2 separate regions of the Mus musculus genome follow, and region 1 is linked to region 2. A link is a loop called in an ENCODE intact Hi-C map of the cell type or tissue named here. Cell type or tissue: left cerebral cortex. All regions are shown on one strand. Each heading gives the region's core, and the rest is flanking DNA. Links, peaks and the distances in the headings are about the cores only.

Region 1 (8,504 bases), core at 85-8,084, 180 kb before region 2:
CCCAAGTCAACCCCATCCATACTGTTGGGACCTACGTAAAACATTAAGGACTAGATAAAATGTTAAGGCCTAGGTAACAGTTATCTGGCTAGCCTGCCATTATAAGGAAACTTTCTCATACGGTTCTGCTGTTACAAGGAAACTTTCTAACGCCAAGAGTGATTGGATGTTCTGTTATGCTCTGTGCCCTTGGAAACCAACCATGATAGAAGTCAGGAGAACTGTTTTGTATAGTTGCCCACAATAAGCTTGGACCCAAACCAACCACAGCAGTGATTCCTGTACCTATGTAGAAGTTTTTATGGTGTTTGACTTTATAAGCTGACCCTGAGATGGACCCCAACACAAGACAGACAACTGCACCACTATAAACACTACTTGGAATAAGACTTCCATTTTAAGTAGTGGTCAAATAAAGTTTAAGTTCCCCAGAACCTCCCTGAGAACTGACATCCTACTTGGCAGAAAGAGACATGCACATAGGTCACTGACATCCTGGTTGGCAAGGTAAGATATGGATGTTAGACAAGACCCATCTTCTTAGACAAGTTAAGACATGAATATTAGACAAGGCAGGTCCCCTGCCTCAGTTGAATACCCGACCATCAGAAACAGGGTGAATGTGAAACAGAGACGTGTTCCTGAGGGAATCCCGTGTCCCTAAATCCTGGCTGGTGAAATAACTTGGCACAGATGCTTGTGGATTTGGGGCTTAAAAACCCTGTGGAATCTTAACTCAATGTCATGGTTCAGTCCCCAAATCTGGACCATGGCCCTGGTCCACCAGGCCTGGGGTGTATGCTCAATAAACTATCTCTGTCTGACTGAGACTGGTGTTTGAGTGGTTTGTGAGGCAATTCCTGGACCACAAGATATATATATATATATATATATATATATATATATATATATATATGAAGGGTCCTGGAATCTATATATTCCTGTGCACAGATGATCCTGATGGAGGTGTCATATACCATACTTCAAGAAATATTGGTCCGTGGGTAGGAAAACGAGTAGTTATAATAAAACGTGCTAACTGCTACAGAGGGCGAGGACATGGAAATGGGGGTAGGGTAGGGGTGGGGTTCCAGGATTTGTTCTTCAGGGCCTGTAGGGTAGTGGTTCTCAGCCTTCCTAGTGCTACGACCTTTTAATATGGCTTCTTATGTTGTGATGACGCCCCCAACCATAAAATTATTTTGTTGCTAATTTAAAACCATAATTTTGCTACTGTTGTGGATTGTAATTTAAATATCTGTTAGGATATCTGATATGCCACCCAGGGGGGTCAGGACACGACCCACAGGTTGAGAACTGCTTCTGTAGGGGCTCCAGTACCCTGAGCGCTTTGATTCACTTACCACAAGTTATTGATTTTAGGAAAATCACCTCAGCCACCTCAACCGAGGCTGGACAAATGTCTGTCACCTCAGAAAGAGCAGAGATGACAAACCAAAGACACAATCTCACCCCAGCTTGGCTCGGTGAGCCAATAGTTTAATTGGGGTAACATAGAGGAGGATGGGTAACCAACAGAGAGCTACACCACCCAAGAAGGGGCTCCCTCCTCACAGCTACTGCTAACCGCTTAGAACTCTTCAGGCAGGGGCAGGGTCTCTGAAAGTTAGCGGGCTCTAGCTGAGCAGGTCTCCTGTGCATAATCCCAGCCACTGAGTGTTCAAGACAGCAAGGACCATGTTATGCTGTCATGGTTTGAATACGCTTGGCCCAGAGAGGGGCACTATTTGGAGGTGTGGCCCTGTTGGAGTAGGTGTGGCCTTGTTGGAGTAGCTGTGTCACTGTGGGCGTGGGCTTTTAAGACCCTCATCCTAACAGCCTGGAAGTCAGTCTTCCACTAGCATCCTTCAAATGAAGATGCAGAACTCTCAGTTCCTCCTGCGCCATGCCTGCCTGGATGCTGCCGGGCTCCCACCTTGATGATACTGGACTGAACCTCTTAACCTGTAAGCCAGCCCCAATTAAATGCTGTCCTTTATAAGACTTGCCTTGGTCATGGTCTCTGCTTACAGCAGTAAAACCCTAACTAAGACATGTGCCAAGAGGACAGCAACCCATTACTGTTGAGTGCTCAGGACCTGGACAAACTCATCCTGTCTCCTCCAAGGAGCGTATGGGCAGACATGGTGACTCTCAAGCTGGCGACACATCAAAGCCACCCAAGCTAATTACACCCAAATTAGTGATAATGAGTCAGAAACCTTAATTTTTATTTCAAAAACTCCCTGGCCTTGCTTCCAAACATCATCGGCCAGTAATTTGTAAGGTATGAAAATTCTCTGAGTTTTTCACTCCAAACCTTCTGTAGCAGCAGGTGAGGCCCTGAAATCTGTGGTTGGACAAGAGCTGACCAAGCCCCCCTCCTCAGGTGACTCTCAGTAAGTATACAATGAGATGCACACCTCAACCCAGGCCGCACACTGCTACTGCCTGAAAAGCTTTAAAGGCCGCCGAGGTCCAGAGCCTATCTGCACAAGCTCTGCAGGGGGTGGGGGTAGCACAATCCTCCACCCAGTTAGCTGCAAGATCCCAACATGGGTCTTAACACGCAGAAAGTTTCAGTCATTTGAGGCAGGAATCAGAATGCTCGGGAGACTACATGGGAATAGACTGCTGGGTCCTGTCCTCCAAAATTCTACTTCCATTTGTCTGTGCTGTGGTTGGGAGAATTTGCCAATTTACATTTCTAATGCCATGCTTGTTACCTGCTGTCCTGGGACCTAAAGGGACACAGCACACTGTACCAGGCAGATGACAGGTCTACCAAAGCCATAGGGACTCACCCACTCATCTCAATGTCTTTCTAGCTAGAACTTGGAGAGTTTCCTTCAGGCCACATGACAGGCTTGTGACTTTAGGTTCCCCATGATCTACCTACAGCTATTTCGCAGCGACAGTAGAACAAGACCATTTGAAAGATGAGATCTCCACAGCGGCTCCGAACAGCACTAGGTTGGCAGGTACAAGGGGCAGGCAAGAGTCAGAAGCCCTGCAGGCACTGGCTCCGCCTCCTATAGCCTGTGGCTCAGTGACGCTGCAGACCTTTAAACAAGACACCTGGTGCACACAAGGTGCAGAAGAAATATTTACCTTGTGTCCTTAGTTCCTTACACCACAGTTTCACGTGTCCAGATTACAGTTACAGAGAAACTAAAGGAGCTGGAGAGACGGCTTAGCAGTCTGCTCTTCCAGAGGTCCTGAGTTCAATCCCCTGCCACCACATGGTGGCTCACAAATACCTATAGTGTGATCTGATACCCTCTTCTGGCATGTAGGTGTACATTCAGATAGAGCACTCATATACACTAACTAATACATTAAATACATAAATAAATTGGAGAGAGAGAGAGAGAGAGAGAGAGAGAGAGAGAGAGAGAGAGAGTGAGAGTACAGCCTATCTGCTTTCTTCACTGACAGGAAAAGAGAGACCCACCTTCTTCAGAAGAGTCCTCCTCTGTGGCCACAGCCTTTGGCATCTCTTGGACTTCTGAGAAGACAGGAACAATTAGTGGCACCAGAACCCTGCAGCCCACCCCCGACACAAGAAAGGTTTAGTAAGTATCCAGGGGTGAGTGCTGGCCTGTAAGGACCTGCCCTCCACAGATTCATCTTTACCAGAGGGGCAGAAGGGGAAAAGATCACAAACACAGACATTGGAGGCAGAAAGATCCGGTTCACATCTCAGCTCTGCCACACACATCCCCCAGTAGCTGTGCGGGAGCTGAGACGTCCCTGAACCTCACTCAGTGTCTGTTTCCTTATGTGGAAAATAGAGGAATAACAATCACCCCAAGTTAAACACAGAGTAATACAAAGACGGGCCTGAAGAACTTGGCCCAGCACAGTTGTCATTAATGGCATGCTACAGACATGGTGACTCAAAAAGACTAAAGGGCCCAGTCTCATCAACACCATACCCACGACTCTCACCCCCTCCATCCCACTGGACCAAATCAAACCGGGTATGAATCTCTGGGAGCTGATGGGAGGCCTTCAGCAAAAATACCCTCTTTCCCATAGGCCCTGTGCCTTGCCCAGGTCAAGAGCCTGTCACCACACTGCATGTCCCATGGACTGCTAACACCACTTCTACCCATAAGTCACCTGGGCAGCGGAAGAGAAAGAGCCCAGGACACCCCCAAAGACTGATACTAAGCTCCCACGACAGACTTACCCTCCACCTTCCTGAGGGACAAAGTCTGGATCTGCAAAAGGCAGGATAGAGCAGGTTACAGCCAGCAGAGGACATTGGAGGGACTCTGTTCTGCTCTGAGCAGGAGATCTGCCCAGAATAGGGAAGAAAGGGCAGCCATTGTTGCCATGCCATCCACTAAAGGCTCACTACCCAGCCCCATGCTCATGTCATCTCCCACTGCATATGTGGAAAGACTCAAGGAAGAGTGGTACTCAGCAGTCCTGGATGACAGCCTGCTCAGCTCTCTCAGGAATGAGAGACCAGAAGGACTGTCTTCAGAGAGCCATTCCTTCAGGGCAGGAGGCCACAGAAACAGAGTGGAACAGCTGGTATGGAGATGAAATTGATGTAAGACAGTCAGGAGAAGGTAGAAATTCTAACCAGGGATGCAGACACCTGAGCTGAGGGCTCCTGGGAGCACAGAGGCCACACAGCATCCCTGCCTGGAGACCTGACCCAGGCACTCCCTAATCTGCTCAACACACCTTTCCCAACAAGGGCCTCCTCTTTCCTCTTTCACAGGTTGCAGACTGAGCAGTCTTGTGCAAGCTGACCTCAGACCACAGTTAGCAGCTGTCCATCCGTGTTTGGATGGAGCGCTCTGAACTAGCAAAGGGTCAAATGTTAGCAGCCAACTGTTTTTGGTTTTCTTGGTTTGTCTGTTTGTTTTGCCACGTGGAACCAATAAGAAACAAGCTGGCTTCTGAATAAAAGAAACACTTTCAGAAGAGAGCTGCAATACAGGAAAACTCTGTCCATCGTCACATCCTGGTCCCTTTTATTCCCAAACTCTGCTGCTCCCCAGCTATGGGGCTATGAAGCACCATTCACTTATACGGTGTGTCCTCTCTTCTGCGTCAGCTTGGGTTTCTATCACCATGTACTGGTGTCGAAGTTCTCATCTAATATCAATTCCCAACTGTTTCTCCTTACCTATCTCTACTGCAGAGACAACAAAACCGACTATGAGGGGCTGGAGAGAGGAAGTAGCAGCTAAGAGCACTCGCTGTTCTTACCCATATTCAGTTCCCAGCAGCCTCTAGTCACAACCTTCTCTAATCCCAGTTCGAGGGGAACGCCACAGCCTCTTCCAACCTCCAAGGGCACCAAGCACACACATGGTACAATACTTGTATGCAGGGAGAATGCCCATTCACACAGAATAAAATCTTTTTTTTTTTAATGAAGAACCCTTTTTTAAAAAGTATACTCTTTCCCCGTGTCTTAGCTAGGGTTTTCTAGGGCTGTGATAAAACACCATAGCCAAAAAGCAAGGTGAGGAGAAAAGAGTTCATTTGGCTTATACTTCCGTATCAAAGTCCATCGTTAGAGGAAGTCAGGACAGGAACTCAAGCAGGGCTGGAACCTGGAGTCAGGAGCTGATGCAGAGGCCATGGATGGGTGTTGCTTACCGTCTTGCTCCCCCTGGCTTGCTCAACCTGCTTTCTTACAGATCCCAGGACCACCAGCCCAGTGATGGCACCATCCATAATGGTCTAGGCCCTCCCCCATTGATCACTTACTGAGAAAATGTCTTACAGCTGGATCTCCTGGAGACATTTCCTCAACTAAGGTTCCCTTCTCTCTAATGACTCTAGCGTGTGTCAAGTTGACACACAAAACCAGCCAGTATACCCAGTTTCTTTAAAGTTATATTTGCTCACCAACACAGCTTTGACCAATCATATGTCTCCAATGTCTTGAGCTAATGCAGAGAGCTCAGAGGATGGAGGCCCCTGCTGCCCAAGCCCGGTGACCTGGATTAGATTCCTGAATCCACACAAAGGTAGAAAGACAAATGAACCCCACAGACTTGCCCTAAGAGCTCTCTGTGTGCTGTGGTGTGCACGTGCTCACACACACCTGAAATAAATTATTATTTTTGAAGTGTTTGGGGAAGAGGCCTTTTCATCAACTTCTTCCATCAAATATGTTATGACATTTGGGGCTGTGATGCTATCTTGTAACTGTAACTACAACAGCTGAATGTAAAGTTGAAATCAGAGTCTGAGTTCTCAGTGGTACCAATCTGGTGCTAACCACAACCAGCCAGTGTTGCCTCTTTGGGTCTATGATGAACATAAACCACTAATACTTTATTCTGTTATCGTGAGCCAGCAACTTCCACTTCCAAGCAATAGATCTGAAGGATCTAGTTCCAGGGTTAACTAGAGGTGGCTTACAGAAGCAAAGAGGCCAGTGTTTGCAGGTACTAGGGGACAAGAGTAGTGTTATATAGCAGTTTCCTCCCAGACTAAAACATTCCATCTTGCAGTAAACTCCTTAAGCAGGAAGGTAACCAACTCAAAAGAGCTTCAGGAAGTCCCTGAAACCGACCAGATTCACTAGGCCCCTCCCTGCCAGAATAAGGAATAAAAGCTGAGAGTAGCACTCTCAGGAAGCTAAGCTACAAAGAAGACTCTGACAAGCTATACTTCAAGAAGGCTCTGAGACCAACTGAGCTGCCTACAAGAAGTAGAACCCTGGTGAGCCGCCTGGAAGAAGCCTAGACCGACGGAGTCTCTTGGAGAGGACACTCCCTAGCCTGCTGAGCTGCCTGCAGGCAGTGCAGTGTGCTCCAGGTTCCCAGCTTTTGTGAGCTGTCACCCATGCTGGGGCAGGCTTTGGTGATACAGGTATCACATTTATACTCTCATAAGTAACTCCTTAGCCATACTCCTGTAAGTAACCCCAGTAAAACTCACTGGTTCACCAAGTTGGGCTTTGGTGGTATCTGTACTTTGGTCTGTCATGGTTCCCCATCTGGGGTAAGTAGATCTGCATGATGTGTCTCCCAGGAAAAGTTCTGTCACGTGACAGGTGGATACAGTGACTGACAGAATGTGGCTAGGGAGCAGAAAAGTGTAACTAACAAGAGGCATGAGGACAGGAGGAAGGAGAGAGACAGTGACAGTAACTCCAGGGTTATGTGGAGAACAGGAACCTGAGGCCGCAGGTGGGGCTCAGAGGGCATAGAGACACCTTTCCCACAACCCTGGCCCTCCAGAGGGGAGCTGAGTACAGGCTGGTTGGGAAAATTACCAAGAACAGGTGAAGAGCCATGGCACCCAGCTTTAGGAGACACTTGGACAGCCAGCAACTTCTTTCTTACTGGCTTAATAGAAAACCTCCTCAGAAGCCGTTCCTTTATGGAGAGGGGGTGGGTTAAGCAGTTACATCTGTGAATGCACAGATAAGGAGCACGGCTCTGTGTCCCACCAGCCTCGCAAGAGTCCAGTGTCATCACTGTGCAGACCTAAACAAGCCTGTTTCATCCGCCATTAAATCCATGGTTCTCAAACCTGCGGGTCATGACCCCCATGGGGAGGGTCACATATTCCATATCCGGCTCGTCAGATATTTGCATTACAATGCATAATAATAGCAAAATGACAGATATGAAGTAGCAACAAGGTAAATGTTATGGTTGGGAGAATCACCACAACATGAGGAACTGTATTAAAGGGTCGCAGCATTAGGAAGGTCGGTAACCACTGCACTAAACAAAGGTCAAGAGAAAATAGTACCTATCTTGAAGGGTAGTTTGAGGTTTAAATGACGTAACACACAAACTGCCAGCCTGGGGCCAGGCGTCCTGTGTGGCCTCTGGTGCTAGAATGAGCTGTTTGCCACAGCCCACTTGGAAACCGTGCTACTCCAGCCTGGAGGGAGGTGGCTACAGCCTTTAACTTCTCTTCACTCCCCTTCAGGAGCCTAATGGCATCAGCTGCATGAGCCCCGAAGGAGCCAAAGCCATCCTCACAGAGAAGAGGCCTGGCAGTTGCAGGCGCCGACTAGGGAAAGGAAGGACCTACCGTCTCCTCCTGGGACTCGATAAGCCTGGCTTGTTCTTGAAGCTGGGCACGGAGGGCATTGATATGGCGCTGAGACTGGGCAGCTGCTTTCTTCTGGTCCTGAGACAGGGACACGTGGAGCCTCTCATTCTCCTCCTGCAGCTGGTGGGCACAGGGAGATTGGTCAGTGAGATGTCTGCTATAGACCCAAGGAACCCAAGGGCCCCAAGGGCCCCAAGGGAGAAGGGCAGTCCCTACAGCCAAGTGCTCCTGGTGGACCTCTCCTGAGACAAGACTGGATCTTTAAACTGTGCAGGTGGATTTTTTATTTTAAAAAATTATTTATTATGTATACAGTATTCTGCATGCATGCCAGAAGAGGGCATCAGATTCCAGTATAGATGGTTGTGAGCCACCATGTGGTTGCTCGGAATTGAACTCAGGACCTCTGGAGGAACAGCCAGCGCTCTTAACCTCTGAGCCATCTCTCCAGC
Region 2 (8,504 bases), core at 189-8,188:
GTATGGACAGTTGTTTCCGTTGTCCACAGAATAGGGCTAAACCAAGCACATATTGGCGCTCTGGAATCACCTCTGCAGCCTTCTGTGCCGACCGGCGTGTACTGAGGGCTCCTCTGGTGGCCTTGTGACTTTGATTCCGGCAGAAGACAACACGGCATTCCAGTCCTCAGATACGCTCAGACATGCAAGGGTCCTCCACGGGGCCCACCATAGTTTGAGCCTCAGCACCTGGCGGGGTAACATTGTTCTATAACACTCCCTAAACAGCTAGGCCACCACCTCACCACCCCCACCCCCCAAAAAACCCCACCCAACCAACCAACCAACCAGAGGACAAAGCTGGAACTTGTTGGCAGGTGAGATGGCCAGGGGATTCCTAATAGGTGTGTTAGGAGGGATGATGGCAGGGTTGTAAGAATGAACAATTAGACCTTTTTTCATCTTCACAACTGCGAGGAAGATGGTAACTTGGAATTATTAGTTTGGGGTTTTAATGGTCATGTCATTGTCTCCATTTTACACATGAAGAAATGGTCTCAACAAAGGTAAGTTACACTCCAGAGGCTGTTTAGCTGATGAACATTGGGACCAGGATCTGTCTCCAGAGCCCGGGGTGGGGATAGGGGTGGGTGTGGGGGCTCAGGGGTGCTGAGTAAGCGATGGTGCTCCTGCTAGTGAGGCTGCTTTACAGAAGCCACCTGGAATCTGGGCTCAGTCCCTTCTAGAACCATCCCCATCGCTCTATCAGCTGAGACCAGAGTGGCAGATCCCAGATCCCCAGTACTCCCCAGGAGCCCTAGTTGGCTGTTTGCAGCCAGTTCACTTTCACCTATCCTAGGCTGGCCCAGATTTACATCTTTGTGCCTCCAGCCAACGGCCCGGAATGGACAAAGATGTGTCATGGGCTCTGAAGAAAGCTGGCCTGGCAGGGGTGTCCACTAAAGTGAGAGGACCAGAGGACACATGTGCTTGGCTGTGTGAACTTGGGTCTCTGGTCCCTCAGAGCCATACTCCCCAGGGCTTACTGACTCCCTGAACTGGTGCCCTCAGCGAGGTCCTCAACCCCCACACTACCCATTCTAACATGCTGAGGTTTAGATCTTGGTACCCTAAGCACAGCCAACATTTAGGCAAATATGTAGGTTAAAATCCAAACAGGCAATAAGCTCTTTAGAGCTGTGTTGCAGCTGCCTCTTTTTTTGTTGGTTTTTTTTTGTTTGTTTGTTTGTTTTGTTTTTTTGAGATGGTTTTTCTGTGTATCCCTGGCCATCCTAGAACTCACTCCATAGACCAAGCTGGCCTTGAACTCAGAGATCCATGTACCGCTACATTCCAAGTGCTGGTATAAAAGGCTACCTAGGCCACTGCCACCACCCGACTTCCCTCCTCCTAAGAAACTAACCTCCACATCGTTGGGCTTTTCCTAGACTGTTCCTTTCCTGCTCACTGCAGCCAGATAGACCCAGTTCTTGCACTGGTTACAGAATCAATGTTCTCTGCACCTTGGACTCTGGTTTCTCACCCATATTAGGAGAAAGTGATAGCCTGGCCCATCTTGCCCAAGCACTGTGAATGTTTCCCATGGAGGGAGGGGAGAAGGGAGGGAGGGAGGGAGGGAGAGAGAGAGAGAGAGAGAGAGAGAGAGAGAGAGAGAGAGAGAGAGAGAGAGAGAGAGAGAGAGAGCCTTCCTAGCCCACTCTAACATGGGCTGAGGGACAGGATGCCACAGCAGGTTCCAGAAGGGCCCTTCTATGCAGTCTGGTTTCTCAGCAAGCCAGGGAAGTGGGGAGGACACAGAGACAAGAGAGGAACACCTGGCTTTGAAATAAGCCCCAGAAAGACTTTAGCCATTAAAGAAATGCACATTAAAACCACTTTAAGCCGGGCGTGGTGGCACACGCCTTTAATCCCAGCACTCGGGAGGCAGAGGCAGGCAGATTTCTGAGTTCGAGGCCAGCCTGGTCTACAGAGTGAGTTCCAGGGCTACACAGAGAAACCCTGTCTCGAAAATCAAAAAAAACAAAAACAACAAAAAAAAAACAAACCAGTTTAAGATTTCATCTCATGCCAACAGAATGGCTTTCAAGAACACTAATAACAACTAGTAACAAAATGGTAGCTAACGTGGGGGAGGGGAACCTTTGTCCACTGTAGCCACTCTGGAAATCAGGCTGGAGGAGTCTCAAAAACAAGTACCACTCCTGGGCATGGACCCAAAGGACTCTAGTTCCTGTGACAGGGATAACAGCTCTTGTTCATTACTGCCCTATTCACAGTGGCTAAGAAATGGAAGCAACTAATGAGTGATCAGGGTTTGTACATACACGGTGGACTACTGCTCAGCTCTAAAGAAAACTGAAATGTGCAAGGAAATGGATGGGATTGGAGAAAATTATTTTAAGTAAGGTAATCCAGGCCCAAATGCACAAATGCCTTATGATCTCATATGAGGACCATAGTGTTAACTGTTTGGTACCGTTTGAGGCATGTGGACTGTGCATGTGAATTACGGTGATGTGAGGTAAGGATTGCCTTAAGGCAAGGCATATAGTAGAACATAAAAAGAAGGGGGCAGCATGGGTAGAAAGGTTTAGGCGGGGAAGGAGGCCTTGAGATTGGAGAGATGAGGATGGGGGATGGGCAGAGGATTAACTTCATCAAGTACTAAGAAGCCATTTGAAGAACAAGGTACACAGCAGCAGCTTGAACGTTGATAGAATGACCAAGTGCCGTCTGCATGGATTCTAGCCCCTCTCCAAGGATAGGACCAGTGCCTGGTGGCCTAGCCAACCACCCAAGTCTGGGGAGGAGTATTCTCATGATTACCTAAACTGAATTATTAGTAACTTTAGCCTTCCGAGTACCAGAGCCGAGATCAATAGACAGAGGTGTCACTGCTCAGCCTGAATCAGAAACCCCTCCTGACAGCAGTGAATAAAGATTCATGGCTGCCCAGGATGGGGAACGTGAGTGACAGGAGTGGGCCCAGCCCTAAGTAAGTCGTATACCACCCCCTCTAAGGCTCTGGGAATGTTGTGCAAGAGAGGGCCGGAAGGTACTGTGCCCCAGACTCGTAAAACTGTTGTAACATTAGCTCACATCAGCTGCTGTTACCTGCACTGGGCCCACACAAGGTCAACGTCATGAGCTTCATTCAGCCTTCTTACCTCTAAACCCTCCCTGTTGGTAGATCCCTAAGAGTGTGGTGGACTCTCTGAGTCCTCCAGTCATTCACTAACAGATAGCTTCAAACCCACGATCACACGGATGGCCCTGGCTAATCTTAATGGATCGCACAACAAAATGAACAGATAGGAACACTGGAGGGATATTTGTGGGGAAGGGAGGGTGGGTGGAAGATGAGAGTGATCAGTCTGCAAAGGGTGGGTGTGCGAACCTATAAAAATAAACTTTGGATTTGTTTAGAGTCATAGGACTTTCCCCATGGTTGGCAGAAAGAAAGGCAACGTGTCTCACGGGTGGAAGTAGGGCTCCACCATAAGCAGGAAAAAAAAAAAAAAAAAAAGCCCAGTTGGTCTTAAAAAGCAACCCTTCTGCTTCAAGAATGCACCAAATGGATTAATGGTGATGCCAGTTACATGGTGACCTGTGTTCAGAACAGGACTTTATTGGCTAGTTGGGAGATAAGTCGTCAGTTTTACACACACACAGTCATAAAGCCATTATCAACTCACCCGGTGGAGCTTCCTTGTCTTTATCTGAGAACTTGAAACTGGGGAAGAGCAGCGCCAGCTCTCTGTTGGCGTCCTCTCTGTCCCGGCTTCCATGCACAGCATTAAAAGGCATTTCTGTGCCGTACTGAGCCCGGAGACTGGTTGGTACAATGTAAAAGAAACAATTGTTTCACTTGAAGAGAAATGCATTGCTCTCTGGCAGCAGGACCACCAGCTACCAGACTGCTTTGCTCTTTGTAGAGAACTGGAGAGTATCAGCCGTGCCAGCACCTGCTGCCCAGGGGTGTTAAACAGAGTCTGGCAACGTTTCTGCCCAGAGAGAGACTACAACTCCCACTGTTGTTGGGTCACAGCTGAGCTCTAGCACCTTGCCTCTCGTGCAGCAATATGACTGATCTTGATAAGAACCCTAATCCTGGTCGAGCTAGGTTAGGACCTATGTGCTGAGCGCCGCTCTAAATGCCTCTGTGCTGCCTGCGGGTGGATAGTCCCACTTCACAGCCTAGGGAACTGAACTGAACTGAACGGAAACGGAGGAGGGACTTGACCCATTAGCTGGTAACCTAAGGTCTGAGCCATCTGCCGCTTTGCTTAGCCCAGTTGCTTCAGTTAGACGCTCTTGTCCCTTAGGACTGCAAAGTACTTTAAGGTTTGTTTGTTTGTTTGTTTTCTGTTTGTTTTTTCTGTTTGTTTTGTTTTTGTTTTTTGCTAAGTTCTTTCCTGTTGTCTGACCATGGCTCTCTGTCAGCTTCAAAAGCCAAGGCCCGTGGATTTGGTACAGTGGACTCCAAGCTAGCTGCTCACTGGGTCATAGAGCAGGCTGAGCAGGTCTAGGTAGGTGTGCTGAACAGGAAGCTGACTCCAGATAGCACTGGCTGTGGTAGCTGAAGTCCACAGGGCAGGCGGTACTGCTGCCTTTGACTTGGAAGGTCCCTGAGATCTGTGACTGAGCCTAACTCAGCAGCAGCCTTTAGAAATCTGGGAGGGGTGGGGTGGGGTAGGATCCCATGTCGGGGAGTCTCAGAAACTCAGACAGTAAGAAGATGTCAAAAACTTCCCAGATATATAGAAAGGCGCCCCCTGGCTACCAGAGCTGACAGCATCACCCACGATTCTGAACCAAACACCAAATGAAGCTTGAGGTGGCTGAAAGGACTACAGCTGATGTCACCTTTCGGGATGTTCCCTCCTGGCCACATTGGGGTCACAAGGTCCCAGGAAGGTTCGCCAAGCGGTGACTACATCCTCGGTGCCCTCGGTCTTGGTGAGAATCAGGAGGTGGCTGGGTCCGCTGCACATGTGATGTACTAGCCTCTCAAATGCCTCCTAGGCACAGGGAAGGAAACAGTGACCTGGGGCAGGAACTACTGAGACCTGAAGCAGGCCAGCGCAACCAGACTACCCATGTGCTGGAAGGGAGGGTTAGTAAGCAGCCTTGTGAGCTTGTAGACACTCAGCCGTGACCTGGCCACCTCAGCCTGCTGTTGATGATGACCAGTCACACTCCAGGACCCCAGGAAGATGAACTGTGGTGGAGCATGAGTTAGGTTGGGTAGTGGCATGCTAAAAGAATGGTGTTTGGATATGTAATACATGGGTATTGGGTCTCCAAGGGTACAGTGTAGACTGCGGCCCTTCTCCTTCAATACCAGTGCTCCTCTGGAAAAGATCCCCTCCTTCATTTCCCTTGTTCCTCATTTCACAACCGTGATGCTTAGCAACTATCACACCTCTGACCTAGGAAGTGGGGCTGTGACCTATAACAGCCCTCAGCCCTACTCCCCAAGCCCGCAAATCATAAGCAGAAGCAAGCAGAGAAAGCAAGATTAAGTGGCAGGCGGCGACGTCTTGAGCGGTTTGCCTAAGGCTTTGGCGTCTGTGGGCCCTAGACTTTCCTTGGTCCCCCTTCTCACCAAGCATCCTTGTTAACCTTTCTCATTCTCTGTCATCGGCTCTGGGAGTTACGGAGCATCCTTCTAATAAACATCTTTATTCCGTTGCTGACTGTTAAAATAGTTTCCTTGCAGCCACGATACTTGAGCAGTACAGGCTCCGATCGTATTCTGAGCTGCAAATCCATTACCCACCCACCTGCCGTTCATGTTCTTGTTCTTCATGTTTATTCCCCCGAGAGGCTATCAACCTATCACCAGAGTGTCGGAGGAGGAGAGAGGATGAGATGGACCAATAGAAGCAGATGAGCTGACCTCTCTGGCTCTGTGTTGATAGAACGCTTGCATTTCTGCCTCTGTCAGGGTTCTCTCTTCTTTTAATAGTATGTCAAATCCTGCTTCCTGGATCTGCAGAATATATGTAATATACATTATACACACACACACACACACACACACACACATATATACACACACATATATACATATATACATGCACACGTACATATACATATAAGTGTGCATTCCTCAGATGTAACTCAAGGCCACACTTGCAGTGATCTTAATGAAAAGAGAAAAGCAATGCAGGTCCTTAGCACCCTCAGCAGCCCCCCACTCAGATCTAACAGTGTTGTAACCCTTGAACAGAATCTGAGTTAGAACTCATCAGAAGCCTTCTTCCCTCAATGCATCCCAGAGCCTGCTGCCCCCATCCCTGTGCATCTACCGCAGGGGACCTGAGAACAGTTACTCAAGGTACGTCATGCGCCTCCCACCTTCATGATGATTTCCTCAGCCTTCCCATGGGCCACTGCATCTGGCTTAATGATGCCCAATGTACAGGTCTTTCCTGATGACGCTGAAATTAACCAGGGGAGCGCTGTCAGATGGCTGGGAAGCCATTGGCAGGGACAGTATTGTTTCAGTGCCAGCTGAAACATTGCTCCATTGCAGCAAGTACCAGGGACAGGCTTGGGCTCCAGGTCTCCATAGACTCAGACTCTAGGGAATGGCACCAATCTGGCACCAGAGCACAGCCAGGAACCCCAGCCTGACTTGGGTGGGCAAAGTCTGACTCTCTGAACTCTGGTCTGGGGACACACGGGGGTGGACATTTCCAAAAGACTCTTCAGAAGCAAACTTGGAATGGCTGAACGAGCTGCCTGGAGATGGGTGAGCAAGGGACACAGGAGCAGAGGACACAAGGGCCAGCCACCCTCAGGCTTTCCTGTCCCCCTCTTGTGGCTCTCGGCTTTAACTGCTGCCTGTCTGGTTTTCTTCTTGTTCTCATGACTCCTTTGCTTTTGCCAAATAAATTTATAGGCATGGATATTTTTTCCTACCTGTATGCCTGTGCACCATGGCCATACAGTACCCACGGAGGCCCAAGAAGGCATTGAATTCCCTGTGTCTGAAGTTACAGACGTGAGCTGCCTTGTGAGTGCCGGAGTAGAAACCGAGTCCTCTGGAAGAGCAGCCAGTGTTCCTAACCGCTGAGCCGCTCTCCAGGCCCCTTCCAGTTTTTCACCTTTTTTGTGTGTGTGACAGAAAAGGTTGCCCCGCGCTCTGCATCTGAACTTTGTGCTTCTCGGCTACTAGATTCCAGCTTCAAACCCCTCTGTCCCTCTTCAGGTTTCCTGAGAGGTCAGCCAGAACAGTGTGAGCCTTTGTTGTTGTTGTTGTTGTTGTTGTTGTTGTTGTTGTTGTTGTTTTGTTTCAGTTTTAGCTTTAGTTTTGACATCGCTTGGGGTCAGCCTTGGTGACCCGGGGCCACCTAGGTCCGAGCTATGGGAATTCTGTAAGCGACAATTTGTGTGGTCCAGGAGCCCATTTCTGTTGCGTTCCTATTGACATGAACTTGCCCTTGGTAACTTACCGGCATCTTCTACAGAATCACCATTTCCCACCACCTATTTTCTATTTATAGGTGTATGCTATCCATTAGACAAGTGTCGCCTAGGGACCCTCGGTCCCCATCCTGTGGCCCTGTTGGGAGGTAGCTGACAGGCAGGTTGTGGCACTCTTGCTCCTTTGCTTCCTGGCTGTGAGATCCTTGCTCCACTGTATGTCCCTGCCTAGAGCCTTTACCACAGGCTCTAAAGCATCTGGACCAACTGGTCTTGGGCAGAAGCCCCCAGAACTCTGAGCAAAGGAAACATCTTGCCAATATAAGATGATTATCCCAAGTGTCTTGAATGGCGACAGAAAGCTGACTTGCACAGTGTACGTCACCCTAAGCAACAGCCTGTGTATTTTTCTATGGCCACCATTTCTGATAGGCTGGGGACACTTGATGTTAAGGCGCTCCTACGACTGACTCTGGGTTGAAGTGGTGGGCTCATGAGATCACCTAAAGGGTAGAGGAAGAGGAGACAAGGCCCTTGTGGGCCTCTTCCCCCAGCCTCAGCTCAAAGTGGGAAACCCAGGAAAAGAGGCCAGAGAAAGAGAAAGATGTTATCTCAGAAGCCAGACAGAGGGGGCTTGAACTGTAGCTCAGAGGTTGAGACACTGGCCTAGCAAGTATGAGGGCCTAGGTTCCATCTCCCAATACATGCATACACACACACACACACACATGGCTAAGGGGGCATAGAGAAGAAAGGCACATGGGCACAATGAATAGCAACCTTTTCTGATTCAAGAGACTATGGTGACCACTTTCTGATTCAAGAGACTGTGGTTGGGGCTGGAGAGCTGACCCAGTGGTTAAGAGCACTGACTGCTCTTTCAGAGATCCTGGGTTCAATTCCCAGAAACCACATGGTGGCTCACAACCATCTGAAATGGGATCCTATGCCCTCTTCTGGTGTGTCTGAAGAAAGCAACATTGTATTCATATACATAAAATAAATAAATAAATCTTTAAAAAAACAAACAAAAAAGGAGACTGTGGACTTTGGCAGCAGGGAGGGCCTCT

The links. Peaks named below come from ENCODE experiments on the same cell type or tissue, not always from the same donor. Only the 100,000 strongest peaks of a DNase experiment are listed, where the experiment ranks them.
Region 1: it touches region 2 in a loop (2.4-fold over the local background); 11 of 42 quality-filtered maps call a loop at or near these places.

The regions. Positions count from the first base shown.
Region 1 is chr9:99,650,582-99,659,085 of GRCm38, reverse strand. It overlaps Dzip1l (DAZ interacting protein 1-like), which reads right to left. Exons shown (of 16, transcript NM_028258.4): 8 at 8,032-8,172; 9 at 4,196-4,226; 10 at 3,455-3,508. Among named protein-coding and RNA genes, the nearest start is that of Dzip1l, 25 kb to the right of the region's middle. In left cerebral cortex, for the core only: no CTCF peak of the experiment used is centred there; no DNase peak of the experiment used is centred there.
Region 2 is chr9:99,466,118-99,474,621 of GRCm38, reverse strand. It overlaps Nme9 (NME/NM23 family member 9), which reads right to left. Exons shown (of 10, transcript NM_001165957.1): 5 at 6,364-6,446; 6 at 5,903-5,995; 7 at 4,867-5,021; 8 at 3,692-3,832. It overlaps 1600029I14Rik (RIKEN cDNA 1600029I14 gene), which reads right to left and starts at 4,201. Exons shown (of 2, transcript NR_028123.1): 1 at 3,696-4,201; 2 at 1-228. In left cerebral cortex, for the core only: a CTCF peak has its summit at 4,782; no DNase peak of the experiment used is centred there.